Linked DNA regions of Mus musculus: region 1 is linked to region 2. The links are chromatin loops, found by intact Hi-C in ENCODE. Cell type or tissue: gastrocnemius. All regions are shown on one strand. Links, peaks and the distances in the headings refer to the core of each region. The heading gives the core; the rest is flanking DNA.

Region 1 (9,653 bases), core at 467-8,466, 67 kb after region 2:
CCCACCTTTCCTTTGTATTAGTCTGGTGGGCAGTAGGGGGATGGCCCTTCTTGAGAAGATTCCTCTGACCTGGTTCTGGGCTTGAGCAGCTTGTGTGTCCTCAGGCACTGCTCAGCCTCTTCTTCTGTTGCTTCCTGCCCTCTCCCTCTAGTGTTTGCTTTCTGAGATTATCAAAGCTATCTCTGTACAGGATTGGCTCACACCGAGTGAATTTATCATTGTGGGAAAGTAGCCACAGGGCAGCACACTAGAGCGTGTTATGGAAGATTCTATTCTGGAGGCTAACACAAGGAGCTGGCAGGATAGCATGCTCCTGGCTGTCACATCACCCCATCCCCAAGTGGCTCCCAGGGCCATCTACTTGGTCCTGCTCTTCCTCCAGCTCTCTCAATTGTGGCCTCTGCTGGCACCAGGTCCCCATGCCAGCCCTGTCCATTTTGGACAGTGAAGGTGGGTGGTCACTGCATGGAGAGAGCCTTTGTCTGTTACTGGAACTTGGCATCCTCTGTTTCTTTGCTTATGGATGAGTTAAGGTCTTGTCCAGCCTGCCCTGTCCACTCCTCACCTGGATACTTTTCCTATAGGATCACCCTTGGGTTATGGGCACCTTAGTAGAAGGTGGATCCTTCATCTCAGACTGGAGAAAGTGATGTAACCGTGGTCTGAGAAGGGCGTGACCACACCTTGGCAAGATGCTTCCATTGGTTAACCTTTTCTTCCACGAAACCAGCTTAGAAAGTGAAAGTCAGTTTTGCTTTCAGCTACAATTGAGCTTAAACACAGGGAATGTTGACCCCACTGAGCAGCTGACATCTGAAGGCTTCTGTGAAGTGAAGATCTAAGGGGTGACAGACGGGGGCTTAGAGTGGCTGCAGGTGGCCTTCAGTAGCTTCTTATCCCCCAGTGCTTCAGGAAAAGGAGCTGCAGCCACCCGACAGGTGACTGTTGAGGAATGAGCCAGCGGCTCTGCACCTTGGCCTGACTGTCATTGTAAGGAGATGATTGCTGTCCTCTCAGAGTCAGATGCCCGCAGCCTGGCACTAGAGATAAAAATGAATGGTGATTTTTTTTTAATCATATTTATGTTTTATTTATAAGATAGGGTCTTACTGTGTAGCCCTAGCTAGCCTGGAACTCACCATGTAGACCAGACTGGCCTTGAACTCCATCTGCTTCTGCCTTCTCCAGTGCTGTGATTAAAGGTGTGTGCCACCACTCTTGGCAAGTGCTTATTTCTTAAAAATCAAGACCCAAAGAAGGTTAGAAGAGGCTCTTTCTGAAATAGCAAACTTTAGAGGAATATAAATGTGTGTTCCTTGTGTGAAGGAAAAAGAACTTTAGAAAGTATGCCATTTCTTAAAAATGTCAGTAAATTTAAATCCTGGAGGTTGAATGAGCTGCCAGTAGGTAGTGGTGGATGCTGTACATGATATAACTTGTGCCAAGAGTTACTGCTGCTGGTGTTGGTTTTGAGAAGGACTCATGCAGCCCAGGTTGGTGCTGACTAAGCTGTCTCCTGAGCCTCTAAACTGAGGTCTGGAAGTAGAATAACAACAACAACAACAACAAGTAGAATAACAACAACAACAACAATAGTAATACTACTTCTTCCTCTTCTTCCTTCTTCCTTTTCCTTCTCTCTTCTTCCTCTTCCTCTTCCTCCCCTCCCCTCTCCTCCCTTCGTCTCTTCCTTCCTTCCGTCCGTCCATCCGTCCATCCGTCCGTCTGTCCGTTCGTCCTATTATATAGCCCAGTTGGCCTGCCTCAGTTAGTTTCTTCTAGATGTTGAACTTTGTCAGAGGTCTTTAAAATTATTTGTGTGCAGGGGGAGGGGCACACGTGCCAGGCTACACATGTGGAGGTTAGCAGATAACCTTTCAGGTCTCCATCTATGATTCTGTGGTACAGGGATCAAATTCAGGTCATTCAGCTCAACTGGCCTATGGAAGTCAAACTAAAGGAAACTAATAAACTATTTGAGGACCGGACTGTGAAGTGAGCATAGAAGTGAGGCTATGATAGGCAGCTGTTAACCTGTCAGAGTCGAGAAAAGTGGTTTTGTTTTGTGTTATTTTGGTTTTGGTCTTTTTCTTTGAGAAAGGATGTCAGCTATGTAGCCCTGACTGGCCTGAAACTCACAGAGCTCTGCTTATCTCCACTGGGATTAAAGGTGTACACCATCATGGCCAACTTCATTTTTAACATGAATACTTTTACAATGAGCCTACTGCCTACTGTATTGTTGATGGTTGACTTTAAAACCTTTGTAATTGCAAGGAAAGCATGTTGATTGATCCTGCCATTGACTGTTGCTGTGATGTCTTTACAGAGCCCGGAGGAGCCCGAGTGTCATGATGACAATTCCCAGGAAGATGAAGGGTTTATGGGCATGTCCCCGCTCCTACAGGCCCATCATGCTATGGAACGAATGGAAGAGTTTGTTTGTAAGGTAAGCTTACAGTTTCTTAGGCTTTCTTTTGCTATTTAGCCTTTCGCAGACAGACACTGAAAGAAAGTGGCAGTCCTTTGCCTCTTGCTCTGCTTAGGGGAAAATCCATGCAAGTGAGGACAAGGAAGTCTCCTGACTTCAGCTTTGTTCAAGACACGTTTGTAAAATACATTGATAAAGTTCTTAATATACCTCGACTGTCCCATTGGGATATAAATCTCTCCTGATGAAGGTTAGAAGAGTAAATGTAGATTAAATGAGACAGGATGAGCAATTTGGACGGGTTGTGCTAGAGTTATTAAAAAGCCATACCGAAATCTGTTCTATAGTTACTATTTCTAGAGTGTCTATGGATAACCAAGCTGCTGCGGTAGAAATTTCAAAAATTTCATGTACATTTAGTATTTTCTTCTTTTTTTTTTTTTAACCCCGCCCCCCATTTAGTATTTTCTATGCAGCTCTTAAATGGTTTTGTGACTCATTGAGTCTCTAGAATCCATTGTAGGTTTTTTGTTTATTTGTTTTGTTTTTTAATGATAGGTAGAATTGAAGTTACTTGTTGGGGATAAAAAGAAAGACTAATAGGATTTTTAGTTAGATAAGCGAGTGCTTTGGGCAGTATCCTGGTTGGTTTCGTTTTGCTGTTATTGAAATATTCTGATAAAAAGCAACCTAAGGGAGAAAGATTTTATTTTAGCCCATAATTTTAAGTTATAGTTTATTATTTATAGGGAAACCAGCTTCACTTAGATTCTCAGGACCTGGGCAGAATAAAGCCAGATTCTTGGTCAAATATCCCATTAATGGCCCCTATGCAAGTTCTTGGTAGAATTCTTGATACCCTCTGAGAGCTCATAAACTGAGCCTCCACTGTTTGTATTTCTCTCAGCATTCTCCCAAGTTCCCACAAGGACAACTTAGTAAGTTTTGTGTCCAGCATTTGATGGTTTTTTTAGCTTGTGATTCTTAAATGCTTCTACATTCCAGTAAAAACATACAAAAACTAATTCAGATGGAGTAAGAATCAGTCAGGTCCATCGCAGCAGCTATTCCACTTCTGGTACCAATTTCTGTTCAGGACCCAAACCAAGGGACAGGCCTTCTCAGTTAATATAATCAAGTTATAAAATCAGCTTAGTTAATGAAATCAAGATAAGTCTCCCACAGACATGCCCACAGGTCAAGCTGATCTAGATAATCTCTCAATGAGAATCTCTTGTTGGTGATTCTAGATTCTATCAAGGCCACAAAACTAACTTTCACAACTAGGTATGATCTCAAGTCAGTGTAAGTCTTTCAAGTCTTTCTCCCTCTCTCACTCCTGTGTTCGTGTGTGTGTGTGTGTGTGTGTGTGTGTGTGTGTGTACATGTGTATGTGTGTACGTGTGTACACGTATAAGTTCTTTTTTATATCTTGAGAGGGAAGTGGCTGGTGTTGTCTCCTTTTCCCTTACTCAGCGTATTGCATCGTTTTAGCTTCTTGATGGTCTTAAGATAGGAGGATCACTTTAGTCCATGAATTCACAGCCAACTTAAGCAGTATAGTGAGACCCTGTGTGAGGAAAATAAATTTTAAAAGAAGAATAAAAATATTTAGAAAATAATATGCACAAATATATATATATACATATATATATACATATATATTTTTTTTTTTTGCATTGTGCCATTTTATTCAAGGACTTGGGCATCTGCAGAATTTTTTGTCCACAGGAGGTCTTGGAAGCAGTCCTCTGTGCTACATGGGACAACTGAAGTAGTAGCAGGAAACAGGCAAGATGAGCGTCATCTTGGCTATTTTACTTTACTTTAAGAATATACATGGATTGGCCAGGTTAGCTGAGTGAGCGTAGGCCTTGAGTTTTGAACTGGAAGGTGAGAGAGGCAAAAGGAGGGGAAGTGGGGAAAGGGATAAGACATGAGACTGTTTTAATAGGTAGGGTTGCACCTGTTCTCAAGTTGGCACTTGCCTTGGGAGAATAGAAGTTTCACATAAAGGAAAGCTTTTTATAGTTGTCAGTAAGGAACTAAAGGGCAGAGAATAGGAGACAGGTTGTGGAAGGGGCACAGTAGTGGGCAAGTGACAGTCTTTCTGAATAGTGGGGAAGAGAGTCCAGTTTGTGAGGCTTAGCTGTTTGCTTTGTTCCAAGAACTCTGAGACATAGTGGGAAGGGGTCGAGTCCTGATAATTTGTAATTGGATCTGGCTTTATAGTGTATCGATGGAAGCACTGTGGGCACAGTAGTGGGAACTCTTCTCCTTTGCTGCTGGATTCTGGGTGAAGTTGATCATCATGGTGTGAGGTTTGGGCTGAGATATTAGGGTTAAGATAAATAAAGTGCAGTGAACAGACTTTGTTAGGAGGTAGTGTACGCAGTGTAAAGGTCCTTCCCCTTCCCAGGAGGTCCCGGGGTGGATGCAGTTCTGATTGCGCAGAGGCCGTCCTTTTGCCAGGGGATTAAAAATAGAAAGGTGCATCCAACCCAGGGGGAATCAACCCAGAGCATGCTCATGCTATCAGTATACACTTGCGAGGTCTGTATGACATTTGTCTGATGATCCTCAAGATTCATTAGGTGAATGCTGTTATCCTTATTTTATAGGCAAGGAAACTAAGCCTTGGAGATTTTTTTTCCCATTTTTGATTTTCCAGACAAGGTTTCTCTGTGTAGCCCTGGCTGTCCTGGAACTCACTCTGTAGACCAGGCTGGCCTCAAACTCAGAAATCTATCTGTCTCTGCCTCCCGAGCGCTGGGATTAGCCTTGGAGATTTTTATGACTGACTAAGCTCAAACTAGTCAATAACAGAGACCCCAAATTTCCTAACTTGTACCTTTTCCATTTAACACTTGTAGCAGAAAGAAGAGGGGAGGCATTTTAGGATAAGACATAAAACTGTGATTCTTTGTATCAACAAGAACATTAAGTAAAAAATAGTCATATTTAAGGACTGATTCCCCCCCCCCCCCCCCCCCCCCCCAGGTAACATCTGCTGTCCCTGATGAAGGTCTGTGTATCTGGGGCTTTGAATTCCTCATTCCTTTAGCTGGACTAAAACAAAAGTCCTTTAGGGTATAATTTGGTATATTTTTTTACGTTTTACTGTTCTTAACAAAGCCTACCATTTAGAAATACATTTTTTTGTCAGTCCATTTTATTTTAAATAGTATAAGATGTTATGGTAAAGGTTGTTTGGGAAGTGTTGCTAAATGACAGCTAAAGTCACAGGTATGTTTGATAACCTTCTTCAATGCACACTAGGTGTGGGAAGGCCGATGGCGAGTGATCCCTCACGATGTGCTACCGGATTGGCTTAAGGATAATGACTTCCTTCTCCATGGACACCGGCCTCCTATGCCTTCCTTTCGGGCCTGTTTTAAGAGCATTTTTAGAATACACACAGAGACGGGCAACATTTGGACACATCTCCTAGGTATGTAATGCTGGTGGTCAGTGGTATAATGAAATTAGTGATTGACTTAGTTTTTCTGATTTTCATGTATAAGTATAGCACTCGAAAAATATGATAGAATTTCTCTCCCTCGGATTTTCAGTAATGATTTCTTATTGGTTTACCCTTTGATAATCCTAACGTGTGCTGTGACTTTGTTAAAACCAACTCATCTTTTCTCTCCTAGAGTTTTGTTTTGAGATAGGGTCTTACAGTATCCCAGGCTAGTCTGGACTTCATGACCCTTCCTCTGCCCCTTCCAGGCAGCTATGTAACTCTTGCCTGCCTCCTCCCTAGGTCTTGACACAGTGGCCTCAAAGGCAAGGCAAGAATTGCTATAGAAGATACACAGTATCCCAACAAGCAGCAAGAGCAAGGTGTTTAGAAAGTTTGAGCAGGTTTCTTTTCAGTCATTACTTAGATTAGTTATAGTTACATTTTATTTGATCTGAATAGAATATGAAACTGATATTTTTCCATTATGATTTTTGTAGAACTAAATAAAGAATACAGTGGGACAAAGGTTAATCTTTCAGTAAAAAGAACAGTGCAGCTTAGGTAGCCACGATAAAGAAGAATGAAGTGGGTGAGACATGGCTGTGCATGTCTAATTCTGACCCTGGGAGGAGGGACAGGATTGTATCAGGTCAGCCTGTGATATGGAGTGAGACTGTGCTGAACAGATAAAGTTCTGTATCAGCCCCAAGGAAAACACAGACGGAAGTCCTTGGGACCTGGGTTAGGTAAAGGTTTCTTAGAATTGATACCTAAAGTACATGTAGCCAAAGAAAGAAGAAATTGGATTTTGTCAAAGTTAAAAAAATATGTTTGTTAAAGAATATTGTCAAGAAAGTTAAAAGGAACCCCCAGAGTGAGAGAATATTTGCAAGTCATGTTCTATCTAGTCTACCACAGGACTCTTGTAAGCAAACAGTATAAACAGCCCACCCTTTTGTGAGGGGCAGTAAAGCTTCTTGTAGACATTTCTAGAGAAGGTATATAGGCGACAAACATGTACTTGGAAAGGTAATTTTTATCAGTCATTTAGGGAACTACAAGACAGATACAAAGAAGTACAGTGAGAGACCATTTTACTCGCTCCAGGATTGCTATGATCAAGAAAATGGGGCTGGGCATGGTGGCACACGCCTTTAATCCCAGCACTCGGGAGGCAGAGGCAGGCGGATTTCTGAGTTTGAGGTCAGCCTGGTCTACAAAGTGAGTTCCAGGACAGCCAGGGCTATACAGAGAAACTCTGTCTCAAAAAACAAAACAAAACAAAAAAACAAACAGAAAAGGGGAAGTGACAAACCATCTGTGACTACAGGAAGGAGATCCATGTAGGCAAAATGCCCATACACATAACAATAGAGAAATCTTTCTTAAAAATCTCAAAAGGAGGGCCGCTCAGTGGTGAGTGCTCGCCTAGCATGTTATGAGGTCTTGAGTTCAGTCTCTAGCACAGAACAAACCCCACAAACCCCAACACCCGAACAACAAAAGCTTGGTGTAAAAGCTATAGTGGTGGCCACACGCTTTTAATCCCAGCACTCAAGAGACAGAGGCCCAGCCTGGTCTATGCAGCGTGAACTCCAGGCTAGCCAGGACTACATAGTACTGAGACCCATTCTCAAACAAAGCAAATGGCTAGGTATGGAGTTTGTGACAGTGATGTACTGGGACAGCTAGTAAGGACCAGAGGAACAGCACAGGATTCTTGAGCATCCATAAACAGATGTAAAGTAGAGCTTTGAAAGCACCTCTAAGCGTATGTGTGAGAACTTCGTAAGTAGCAGGTCAGCTTAACTCTTAAGAGGTAACTGTCCTCTCTGGCTTCTTGTTGGATTGTGGTCCTTAGATGAATGAGAGATTATCTTCCCCACCCCACCTTGTTTTCTTTCTCAGAGCCTTATAGATCCCAGGCTACCTCAGATTCCTCTGTTGCTGAGGGTGGCTTTGAATTTGTAATTCTCCTGCTTCCTCCCAAGTGCTGGGATTAAGGTGTGTGCCACCATACCTTTGTGCACGCTGGGAAGCACTCACTACATCCTCAGCTAGTTACTATATTATTTATGCTCAAAGTTTATGATGGTATATGACACCAGCAGCATTGGAAGGAAACTAAAATCTTGGATAAACATTTTGTTTAGATTTTTTTTCCTCACAGAATTTATGGTTTTAGTATTATTGCTTCTGGGAAATTTTGAAAATGCGGTGTACAACACTATCCTGTCAGAGAGCATTTTATCCATTGCTTGCATTCTTTTCCTAGGTTGTGTATTCTTCCTGTGCCTGGGGATCTTTTATATGTTTCGCCCAAATATATCTTTTGTGGCCCCTCTGCAAGAGAAAGTGGTCTTTGGCTTGTTCTTCTTGGGAGCCATTCTCTGCCTTTCCTTTTCATGGCTCTTCCACACGGTGTACTGCCACTCAGAAGGGGTCTCCCGACTCTTCTCTAAGTAAGTATTCACGATGCCCTTGTTAGCAGCCGTGCTTTAGGGGCAGTGGGGCAGGAACAGCCTCCAGCAGAGCTGGCAAGATTCTTGACGCTACCACATACAAACTCCGTCCTTTTTGAATGATACCAACAGTTTGTTTCTTAGTTGTTGCTGATGTCATAAGTCATGGGGGATTAATTGGAGCCTATAATGGATAATAATTTTTAGCATTAAATGAAGTTCTTTTAAATTTTAATCCTAGATTGGATTACTCTGGTATTGCTCTTCTGATCATGGGAAGTTTTGTTCCTTGGCTTTATTATTCTTTCTACTGTAACCCACAACCTTGCTTCATCTACCTGATTGTCATCTGTGTGCTGGGCATTGCAGCCATTATCGTCTCTCAGTGGGACATGTTTGCCACCCCTCAGTATCGGGGGGTCAGAGCAGGTGAGTGCATGTGAGTGTGCAGTTATCACCGGTCATTCAAGGTGCACCATTAGAATCAGAGGCTGTGCTTTTCAGTGCAGAGACACAGTAACTGTCCTGCTTGTCCTTAGGCTTCTGACCTGGTGCTCAGTTAGGAGGAAGCACAGGGTTGAAGGGCAGCGATAAGATGGGTGCGCACCTATATTTTGAGCAGTGTTGTTTATTTGAGGAAATATCACAATATAATGACTTCTGTATTCTTTCAGATTAGTGTACTTGTGACTGATTCTTCTTGTGTTATACTTAGTATTTTATATTTTAATTTAAATTGCTTTGATAAATAAGGCCAGAGTTCATGCTGATTATGCTCCAAAAACCTTTGATATTTAGGTAGTGCCTACTGGGTGCCCTGTGACGTTGGCAGCCTTCTTGTTCAATTGTGGCATTTGCACAACCAGAAGTTTGAAAAATACTGCCTATAATTTTGAAAGCAGTAGCCTTCTGCTGAGCGATACTGACAAATCCTAATGAACTGTGTCTGAAGTTGTGTCTTCTGCTTTCTGTCCCTAAAATAACACGCAGTACCTCCCAAGTGGTATTACAACACATGTTTCTTCTTGCTATAAAATTCAAGCCCTGGTTCATCTGTATGCACTTCGAATGCTAGAAGAGAACTGACCTCTTGTTCCTGACCTCCCAGCGTTCTCGCTCGCCTCCCTTTTCAGATGTCACAGGAGCAGATGGGCAACAGTCAACCCTGGCTTTTCAGTTCCTCACTAGGGCAGTGGTGTTAACCGAGTTGGAGTACATGGGCTAAGAACATGTTTGCTGAGTGGAGCTGAGCATTAAACACTAGGCTAAGTCTCAGCCTCTGACTGGAGAGTGA
Region 2 (9,557 bases), core at 1-8,000:
AGTGCTGGAATCAAAGGCATAAACCCCCCAGCCCGGCTCTAAAAACAACTTTTGGTGTTTGTTTGTTTGGTTGGTTTTGTTTGTTTGTTTGTTTGTTTGTTTTTGAGACAGGGTTTCTCTGTATAGCCCTGGCTGTCCTGGAACTCACTTTGTAGACCAGGCTGGCTTCGAACTCAGAAATGCACCTGCCTCTGCCTCCCGAGTGCTGGGATTAAAGGCGTGCGCCACCATGCCCAGCTTAAAAACAACTTTTGAAGATGATATTTGGGAGTACTGTAGGAGTTGTTTCTCTCCTATCATGTAAGCTCTGGGACTCGAACTCAGATTGTCAGGCCTGGCAGCAAGCCCCTTTTCCTGCTGAATTCACTGGCCTGCCTCTTCATTTGCTTGAAGGATTCTCCTTAGTTATTCTCATTCTTCTCCTCCCCCAGGCCGTGTATAAGATGGCTGATGTCGCCTGCAAATGTCACGGAGTCTCCGGGTCCTGCAGCCTCAAGACCTGCTGGCTCCAGCTGGCCGAGTTCCGCAAGGTGGGGGACCGTTTGAAGGAGAAGTACGACAGCGCCGCGGCCATGCGCATCACCCGCCAGGGCAAGCTGGAGCTGGCCAACAGCCGCTTCAACCAGCCCACCCCAGAGGACCTGGTCTACGTGGACCCCAGTCCTGACTACTGCCTGCGTAATGAGACCACAGGCTCCCTGGGCACCCAGGGTCGCCTCTGCAACAAGACCTCAGAGGGCATGGACGGCTGCGAGCTCATGTGCTGTGGCCGCGGCTATGACCGCTTCAAGAGCGTTCAGGTGGAACGCTGCCACTGCAGGTTCCACTGGTGTTGCTTTGTCAGATGCAAAAAATGCACCGAGGTTGTGGACCAGTATGTCTGTAAGTGACTGCACCACACGGGCCTTCAGGCCGCTCCTCTCCGCCTCACAAAAGTCTATATTATATAAATCTATCTAAATATATTTTATATTTGTACAAATGGATGGATGGATGGATGATAGATAATCAAGAGAAGAAAGTGGAGAGGAAGAGCTTAGGAGATGCTGGCCCTCTGTGAGGACTGGATTTTGCTGGAAATCCACAACCAGTGGGAGAGAAACGGGCTTTTCCCCATTTTCTGGCCAGGACTTTTGGGACATGGGCTTGAGAGTGTCTGTGCGCCATAGCCTCCAGGAGACAGGTGGGGATTAGATGAAGGAACTGGACTTATTCCACATCTACAGTCCTGTGGGGAAGATGAGTGTCTGTGACCCTGGCCAGGAGACCCAGAGGCCCTGTGGAAAGACCTGATAACCGGGATGGTAGCCTAGGTCTTCCTGAAAATGGAGCCAGCTTTGGGAAGGGGCTCTGTACTTCCTTCTTTTCTCATCTGAGTACACACTGCAGGAAAGTCCCCTGCCCCAATATGGGGGAGTGGTCTCAAGTCACTCCAACCGGTGACCGTAAGAGATCTGGGCCTCCCTGGACCCTGGCTCTGCCTTCTGATGAGAATGTCACCAGCTCCTGCCTCAAGCTCTTGTGCCAAGAGAAAGACGGTTCTGTCACCTGCTACAGCCAGGAAGACGTGGAGCAAACCTGGGATTTGACTGGGGACCAAGTGCCTGTTGCACAGGACAGGAATCTGCTGTCACTCTGTCAAGGGAGGCTTTGAGAATGACAGGGCATGCTAGCAGGTCAGGTCAACTGCCTGTGAGACTGTCATCTCTGCCCACATGTACAGCGTCCCTTTGACATTAAATATCTTTTTACTGAGGTTTCTCTCCCTCTCCTTATTTGGGCAAGCAGTGATCTCATTTGAAATTTTATTTTTGATGCTAAGGATGAAACCCACGGTATCCTGATGTTATGGAGTTTGTGAATCCTGGGTTAAAGATCATAGACTCTATCCAATTGTAATTAAAGATGTATTGAGCTAGCAGGATGAACAGTCTATGAGCCAGATTTGAAGTTGCCATGAAAAAGGAGGTGAGGGAAAGATTTCTCATTCTTCTCTCTTATATTACGTTCCAACCATAGTTTACCTTCCCTCCCCTCCTTCCAGTCCCTCCTCCATTCCAACCATAGTTTCCCCTCCCTCCCCTCCTCCCAGTCCCTCCTCCATTCCAACCATAGTTTCCCTTCCTTCCCCTCCTCCCAGTCCCTCCTCCATTCCAACCATAGTTTCCCCTCCCTCCCCTCCTTCCAGTCCTTCGATAGCTACTCAAGCAAGCAAGCAAGCAAGCAAGCAAGCAAAAACTGGTCTGTTCTGCCCAGTTAAGCAATCCAAGACAATCTTGGGGTATCTACATAAGCAAGTTACAGAGACCAAAAGAAGCATTTCATCATAGCATAACAGCTTAATGCAGATGTGTGTGCTGAGCCTTGTTAAGCACATACAGGAGGGCGCTCTCTGTAGCCTTCTCTGGATTGCTGCCTGTGGTAGTGGACCACGATATCTGGAACAGGAGATCAAGTAAGGCCAGCCGTAAGAGCCTGTCTTAAATTAAAATCAAATAGAAATCTGAGGGTGGGAAGATCATACGCATGCATTAATTTTCCTGTGGACTCTGTTTGAAAGACCATTAATTTTCCTGAATGATTTAAAGACAGTTTTCACTTGGCAGTGTATGGATTCTTTCCCTGTTGTAACCAGCTTAAGGGAGACTTTGTTTTGGCGCCTGGTTTGGAACAGCTTGAGGCTGCGGCAGCTGCAGTGTGAGTTTGCTTGCTCACATCTCTGTGGACAAGGAAGCAGCTAGGACAGGAGCAGGCTAAACTATAGACCCTAAGACCCACCCCACAGAGATCCAAACTTCCAGGAAGGCCCACCTCCCAGAGTTTCTGCAATGTCCCTAAATAACACCAGCAGCGGGGGACCAAGCGAGTGTTCAGACAAGTGAGCCTGTATCCAATGACATACAAACAGATGACATTGTGTATCCAAACTATAATAGACCTTATTTTTCTAGTTTTTCAAAGTCAGAGTTTTCAAAAAAGAAATAATTGGGATGAATAAAAATTGTTAAGGTTTTTCAGTAAATCATAACTAGAATCCACATTGGGCATGTGGAAACTGACTGACACCCTCTGGCTAGTTCCCCTTGCTCCCTGTTATTTTGAGACGGGATTTCCTGTAGCTCAGGCTGGTTTTGAACTTGCCACCATCCTGCCTTAGGTGTGTGGCACCATACTTAGTTTAGCTAGGGGTCTTTTGTCCATTTTCCCCCCTCTGATGCTAGAATCTAACCTAGGGCACCATACATGCTAGTCTAAACTAAACTACTAGACTAACTACATCCCCTGGCCTTTGGTCCTTTAAGGAGCACAAGATGTCCAAGCTTCCTCTCTTAGGTTGTGGGCAGGGATTACATGACTGGGTAGTAGGAAATAACTCTGCTCACTTATAGAATGCAAGGTGTCCTTTCAGCTTATTATTGAACTCAATAAGGAATGTTAGAGTGGACCTGATTAGGTAACAGAGAACATGGGCCCTTGGAACATTCTTGCTCCAGCATGGCTCACGGCTGGAAAAATTCCAATACCCATGAGGGACTAGCATGCAGCTCTTCATTTGTCCACTGAGTGTCACTGTGCCATCAAGTCTAAAGTCTGTGACTCACACCTTGGTTCAAAAGTTGACCAGTTTCAAGTACCTAGACTAAGTGGCAGTTGAATGCTCAGGCCTACATAAGACATTTACGTGTTTCCTCTCTAAAGCTCAGTGGATGAGAAGGATATAAGATCCAGAAGCTAAGTAAGATAGTAAGAAGGACTAAGAAATGCCATCTTCTGGGCATGGCACAAGCCATTGCAACCATAAACTCCCAACATCCCTCTCCTGCACCAGGCCTGTGTAAGAGTGGTCTGGTCAGCAGTCAATCATGGATACAAGAGAAACTCATGGGGCCTCCTGGCTTCAGGTAGACTCTGGGAGGTGGAGAGTCAGTATCTTCTGTTGTGTACCCACTTGGGAGTCGACTTAGTCTTCTATGGACAGTTCAAACCTATGCTCAAACAGACGGCTTTGGTTAAACAGCGGGTCACACAACAAAGCAAAAGGTGTGAATGTGAAGACTGGATTGTAGCCGGGACAGGGAGGATAGACGGGTGAGAGGCAGAAGAGAGGAGAGAGGCGAAAGTAACAAGAGTGCTTTAAACAGTGGTGGCACACGCCTTTAATCCCAGCACTTGGGAGGCAGAGGCAGGCAGATTTCTGAGTTCGAGGCCAGCCTGGTCTACAGAGTGAGTTCCAGGACAGCCAGGGCTACACAGAGAAACCCTGTCTCGAAAAACAAAACAAAACAAAACAAAACAAAACAAAACAAAAAAAGAGTGCTTTAGCTGGGCAGTGGCTGTGTAGGTCTGTAATCTCAGTGCTCAGGAGGCCAAGGAAGGCAGATTTCTGTGAGTTTGAGGGCAGCCTGGTCTATGTAGTGACTTCCAAAACATCCAGGGTTACACAGTGCAATCCTGTTCCAAACAACACACACAAAAGAATGCATTTTGTACATGTGTGGAATTATCAAATCGATTTAATTAACTTTCTTTCTTTCTTTTTTTTTTTCTTTTTTTTCAGACAGGGTCTCTGTGTAGCCCTGGATAGCCTGGAACCTGTTATGTAGTTGCCGAAGTTGTGTCCGTGGCCATGGTTGGGCTTGTTCCCAGGCCCTAAGTCACTTCCTCCAGACATCTGGATGGTTTGTAGACTTGAGGGTTCTTTCGGCAAGCAGGTTATAGCTGGCACGGATCAAGGGCTCACTTGGTGCCCGCTGCTCCTTGCACCTCCTGTGTAGTTCTCTCTGCAGGGCAGTGTACCACTACCACCTACGCACTTCTCACGGGCCAGGCTCAGACTCGGATTAAGCAACGACCGTTACCTCACAAAACGGTCCTCGGTGTGAACAGCCCGCTCTGTCTCTCCTGCTGAGGGCACCTGAAGCCAGAGACCCTGTTTTCCACTAAGTCTCTGGCTGTGTTCTGTGATCTGTCCTTATTGATAACGTGATTTTTGAGAGGAAAGAGTGATGGAGAAAGTTTGCTTGCTTAGGAGTACCTGGCCAGGGGGACTTGAGCTCCCACGCCTGGAGTTGCTGGATGGGCTTAGAGCAGGTGAAAACTGTCGCTCCCCCAAAGGACAGACTAGTGGACTGAGATAGGTTTTGAAGCAACAAGAAGAACAATGGAAAGCTAATCTAGGGGAGTCAGTGTCCAGGGCAGGAGGTCACTCGCTAATGCTCAGTGGGTGAGACTCTTTCAGCACGACATACCAGAAGAGCCTTATTTTATACCAGACCCATGAGCACACTCTGTGAGGCCACTTCTCCAAGGTTTACAGGAAGAGAACTGTCTTGGCATTGTCTTCCATGTCTGAGGTGTTAGAAATAGTGAGTCTTCCAAACTCCTAAGTGGCTGCTGGAGAGACAGCTCAGTGGATGCTCTCTCAGAGGATCTGGGTTCGATTCCCAGCACCAGAACATGGTGGCTCACAATCCCCTGTAACTCTAGTTCTTTAGGATCCAGTGCCCTCTTCTGGCCTCCTCGGGTACTACACATACACAGTACACAGACATACGTGCAGGTAAAACACCCATACAGATAAAAGATAAATTTAAAAATTAAAAATAATAAAATTCCACTTGGGAGGCAGAGGCAGGTGGATTTCTGAGTTCCAGGTCAGCCTGGTCTACAGAGTGAGTTCCAGGACATCCAGGGCTACACAGAGAAACCCTGTTTTGAAAAAAATCCAAATAAATAAATAAATAAATAAATAAATAAATAAATTGACTGGATAGTGTTAGTGCACACCTTTGATCTCAGCACTCTGGAGGCAGAAACGTTCCAGGACTTTGAAGGCTACAGAGAGAAACTCTGACAAAATAAATAAATAAATAAATAAATAAATACTGTAAATGTTGGTGGAGGTGTATTTCAGAAGTAGAGCATTTGCCTAACACACGAAGCTCTGTGTTTTGTCCCTAACACCAAAAATGAGTAAAATCACATGAGACAGCAGGCAAAGAGCTAACAAGGGGCCGGAGCTTTCTCTTCTGGTGACCATGGCCTTGAGCAAGGGCATTCTGAGAGCTGCTGTCTGGAGTCCCTTCCACACTAGACTAGTACCTACCTCCTGTTCTCACAAATCTGAGATGAGATCTAAAGTTCATTGCTAATGTCTACTCGAGACTAGATCTGGGAAAGAAAACACACGGTACCAGATTAACTACTTAAGTAAATGAAACTAGCCCATTGCTAAAGAGTCTTGGCACAGTGTTTAATCTCCCTGTGCACAGCTGGGCCCATGTCATGTCACAAGGAGGGAGACTTGTGGGGTGGGCTAGCCTGAGTCCTAAGCTTGGTGTTGTTGGAAATAACAACAAATCCAAAAGACCGGTGAACATGAAGCCGGTTTGAGACAAGGTCTCTCTATGTCTCTGGCTGGCCTGGAACTTGCTAGGTAGACCAGACTGGCCTTGAACCACCAACGCTGCCTTTCGAGTGCTGGGATGGACGGCTGAAGCAGGTTTCAATATGCCATTAGACAGAAAGGATGCAGGCAGAGAAAAGACAAAATGTCTGATAAGCTGATTTGACACGAGACAGTGGTTTTTAAAGCCTGCACCCCAAGAAATTTCTGCCACCTTCTTCCCATAGGCAGAATCTTATATCTCCTTCAAATTCCCCATCTCATCAGTTTAAGGACACAGAGTCTCATATAATGAATAACTTAGGGCTTAAGACTGCTCCATTTTTGACCTTGGGCTCAGTCATGTAGCAGACTAACTCTTAACTTTCCAACTCTCAGAGTTCTAAGACAAGCAGGCAGCAGCTGCCAGCTGGAGAAGAGAGGGGCCTGGTGCTTTCTACTTTTCTGTTGCTCTGATAAACTCTAAGCCCATCTCATACTGCAAATGGACCAACCACAGCCTATTTATTACAGCCTGCGTCTTTGATCTGGCTTGTCTAGCTCTGGAAAAATAGGCAGCCCAGAAAAAGTATAGCCTTGCAGCACAGATTGTAAAACAAAGCAGGCAACACACCCAGAACTGGCTACACCTGAAAGTCCACAGCTCAAGAGGCACCCCACAGTTCCAGTAGCTCCCAGCAGGACTTTTGCCAGCAGACTGGTAGACAAAGACTCTCAGGAAAATCTCCTAAGCTGCCTGTTTTTTGTCATCAACAACCCTGACACTGGAAACCTGGACTGTGTGCTTAACAAACCCACAGGCCAAGGGTGGTGGTGTCTGCCTGGAATCCCAGCACTTGGGGGCTTGAAGCAGTAGGAGTGCTGTAAGTCTGAGGCCATCTAGAGCCACACAGCAAACATTTTTGAGACAGGGTTTCTCTGTGTAGCCCTGGCTGTTCTGGAACTCACTCTGTAGACCAGGCTAGCCTCGAACTCAGAAATCCGCCTGTCTCTGCCTCCCGAGTGCTGGGATTCAAGGCGTGTGCCACCACGCCCGGCTAGCAATACCATCTTTAAACACAGCAAAATAGCCTGATAGGGGGAATGGGAAAGGGGAGGCTACCCAGGAAAGGAAGAGGGAGGAAAATACAAGAGAAGGAGGGAGCTGGGTAAAATAACAATATGAACATATGGCTTTTTCAGACTATTTCCTATTTATCTTTTGAAAAACTATAATACACATAATTCATTGTATAAATATACATCTATAGTTCTCACCAACTTTTCTCTTCTGGGCTGATAGTGCTCCCTCCAAAAGCCAAAGGCCACCTAACAAAAAACAATTATGCCAGACATGATCCTCTTTTGAGTCGTTGGTCAGGGCTGTCCGAGAGACTCTCAGAGCATACAGTCTATTGCTGTTTCTCTTGGTTACCCCCGCCCCGCCCCCCGAGGTGCAAGGTTTCTATTGCTGAAGCTAACATGCATTTCATAAACAGCCCCGAGACTCCTGAGCTGGAACTGACCTGAACATCTTTTCCTGAGGACTGCCTTTCGTGGTACCAGAAAGTGCCGTGAAAGTTTCCAACGGAGGGAAGCAACCAAATGTCCTACCCAGCTGTGACACCAATAAACCATGCCAACAACCAGTGTGGCACCACAACGCTATGGGTGGTATGCTTATTTTAGTAATACCCAACTCCTGTCTAATTGGACTAAAGACTCAATTAACAAGAGTACTATGCCTGGTACTGAGAACCTAGCTAACTACTCAGAGCTATCGATATCATGGTTACTGCAGGAGAATGTACAACCACGAATTTACTGAACCAGCACACTCCCTAACAACAATTGGTAAACCTTGGTCCTTATACCCAGAGGCAAGGGTAGCCCTTGCCCCTCATTATGGAAACTTCTCGTAATACATAGAGACCAGCACAGAAAACCACAACCAATCAAAACACAGAGGTAAGCCAGGCGTGGTGGCACACGCTTTTAATCCCAGCACTCGGGAGGCAGAGACAGGCAGATTTCTGAGTTCGAGGCCAGCCTGGTCTACAGAGTGAGTTCCAGGACAGCCAGGGCTACACAGAGAAACCCTGTCTTGAAAAACCAAAAACCAAAACAAACAAACAAAAAAACACAGAGCTGTGGAACCCAGTCCTGATAAATACATCTACAAGACACCCCCACACCTCAGGTTTAGGGAACATCGTGGAAGAGTAGGCAGAAAAACTCCAGCCTATCAAGAGTTTGCTGTGAGACTCTGTCTTCTAGTAACATCAGAAGCTACACCCAACTATAAAAGACGGTGTAATCTTGACGACCTTTTGCAGCGACATAAACAGAAAGCGTCAGGAAACCCCGTGAGGGATGAGATGTGTCTCAGTGTGAAAATGCTGCTTCCACTGTTTCTACCCAAGAGGATGAAGACGACACTGAAGCCTCAAATGAGGAGGAAAATCCAGAAGAGAGTGAAGGTGCTGAAAATCGTTCACCCTTTCCATCACCAGCTGAAGCTGCCGAGTCCAGTGAAGACAGCCGTGAGAATGCTGCTTCCCGAAGAAACAGCAAGCCTGTGGCTGAGCTTGAGGCCCACGCTGACCCTGCACCCTGTGTATCTCCCTCTTCAGCTGTTCCAACCACAAAACCAGCAGAAAGGGAACGTGTGGGGGCTCAGGGGGCTGACAGTGCCGGGAAAAACAAAATCGTTGTAAAATTACGGTCAACTCTGAATACAATTCTAAGATCTAAAAAAGTAATTAATTAATAAAATAATTGATTAATTAATTAAAAAAGAAGCTACACCCACAAGGTCTCAACAACATGAGCGCCCAAATGTGAGCTGAACACGGAGGATACCAACAAGCATGTCCAGCTGTATGGGGAAAGACCATAAGGCCTCATCTCTATGCAGAGAACCACAGGGGACTAACGAAAGCTGGGGACAGAAAAGATTCTCTTCCCCAGGAAGGAGCATACCAATCTGTGGTCCAGTGCCAAATGTTTGTTAAGACATAGGTAGACACTGCCTTTCTGACATTACTGTAGCCGTGTGGCCTTATGCCTGCAGCCAACCATCTTATGCCGTTACAAGGAAACCTTTTTATGTGTTACAGGGAAACTTCCTTATGGCCAAGTTGATTCCAAATTCTGTTATGTCCTATGCTTT

What was found. Peaks named below come from ENCODE experiments on the same cell type or tissue, not always from the same donor. Only the 100,000 strongest peaks of a DNase experiment are listed, where the experiment ranks them.
Region 1: a loop joins it to region 2, with 4 times the contacts of the local background. A loop is called at or near these places in 15 of 42 quality-filtered maps.

What each region holds. Positions count from the first base shown.
Region 1 is chr6:119,358,057-119,367,709 of GRCm38, reverse strand. Adipor2 (adiponectin receptor 2) reads left to right here. Exons shown (of 8, transcript NM_001355692.1): 3 at 2,330-2,449; 4 at 5,711-5,882; 5 at 8,173-8,359; 6 at 8,601-8,788. Among named protein-coding and RNA genes, the nearest start is that of Adipor2, 26 kb to the left of the region's middle. In gastrocnemius, for the core only: no CTCF peak of the experiment used is centred there; no DNase peak of the experiment used is centred there; H3K27ac peaks cover 1,080 bases.
Region 2 is chr6:119,424,731-119,434,287 of GRCm38, reverse strand. It overlaps Wnt5b (wingless-type MMTV integration site family, member 5B), which reads left to right. Exons shown (of 5, transcript NM_009525.3): 5 at 432-1,757. The coding sequence ends at 890. Among named protein-coding and RNA genes, the nearest start is that of Gm40397, 38 kb to the left of the region's middle. In gastrocnemius, for the core only: CTCF peaks have their summits at 3,555 and 5,512 (motif pointing left); DNase peaks (open chromatin) are centred at 3,543 and 5,508.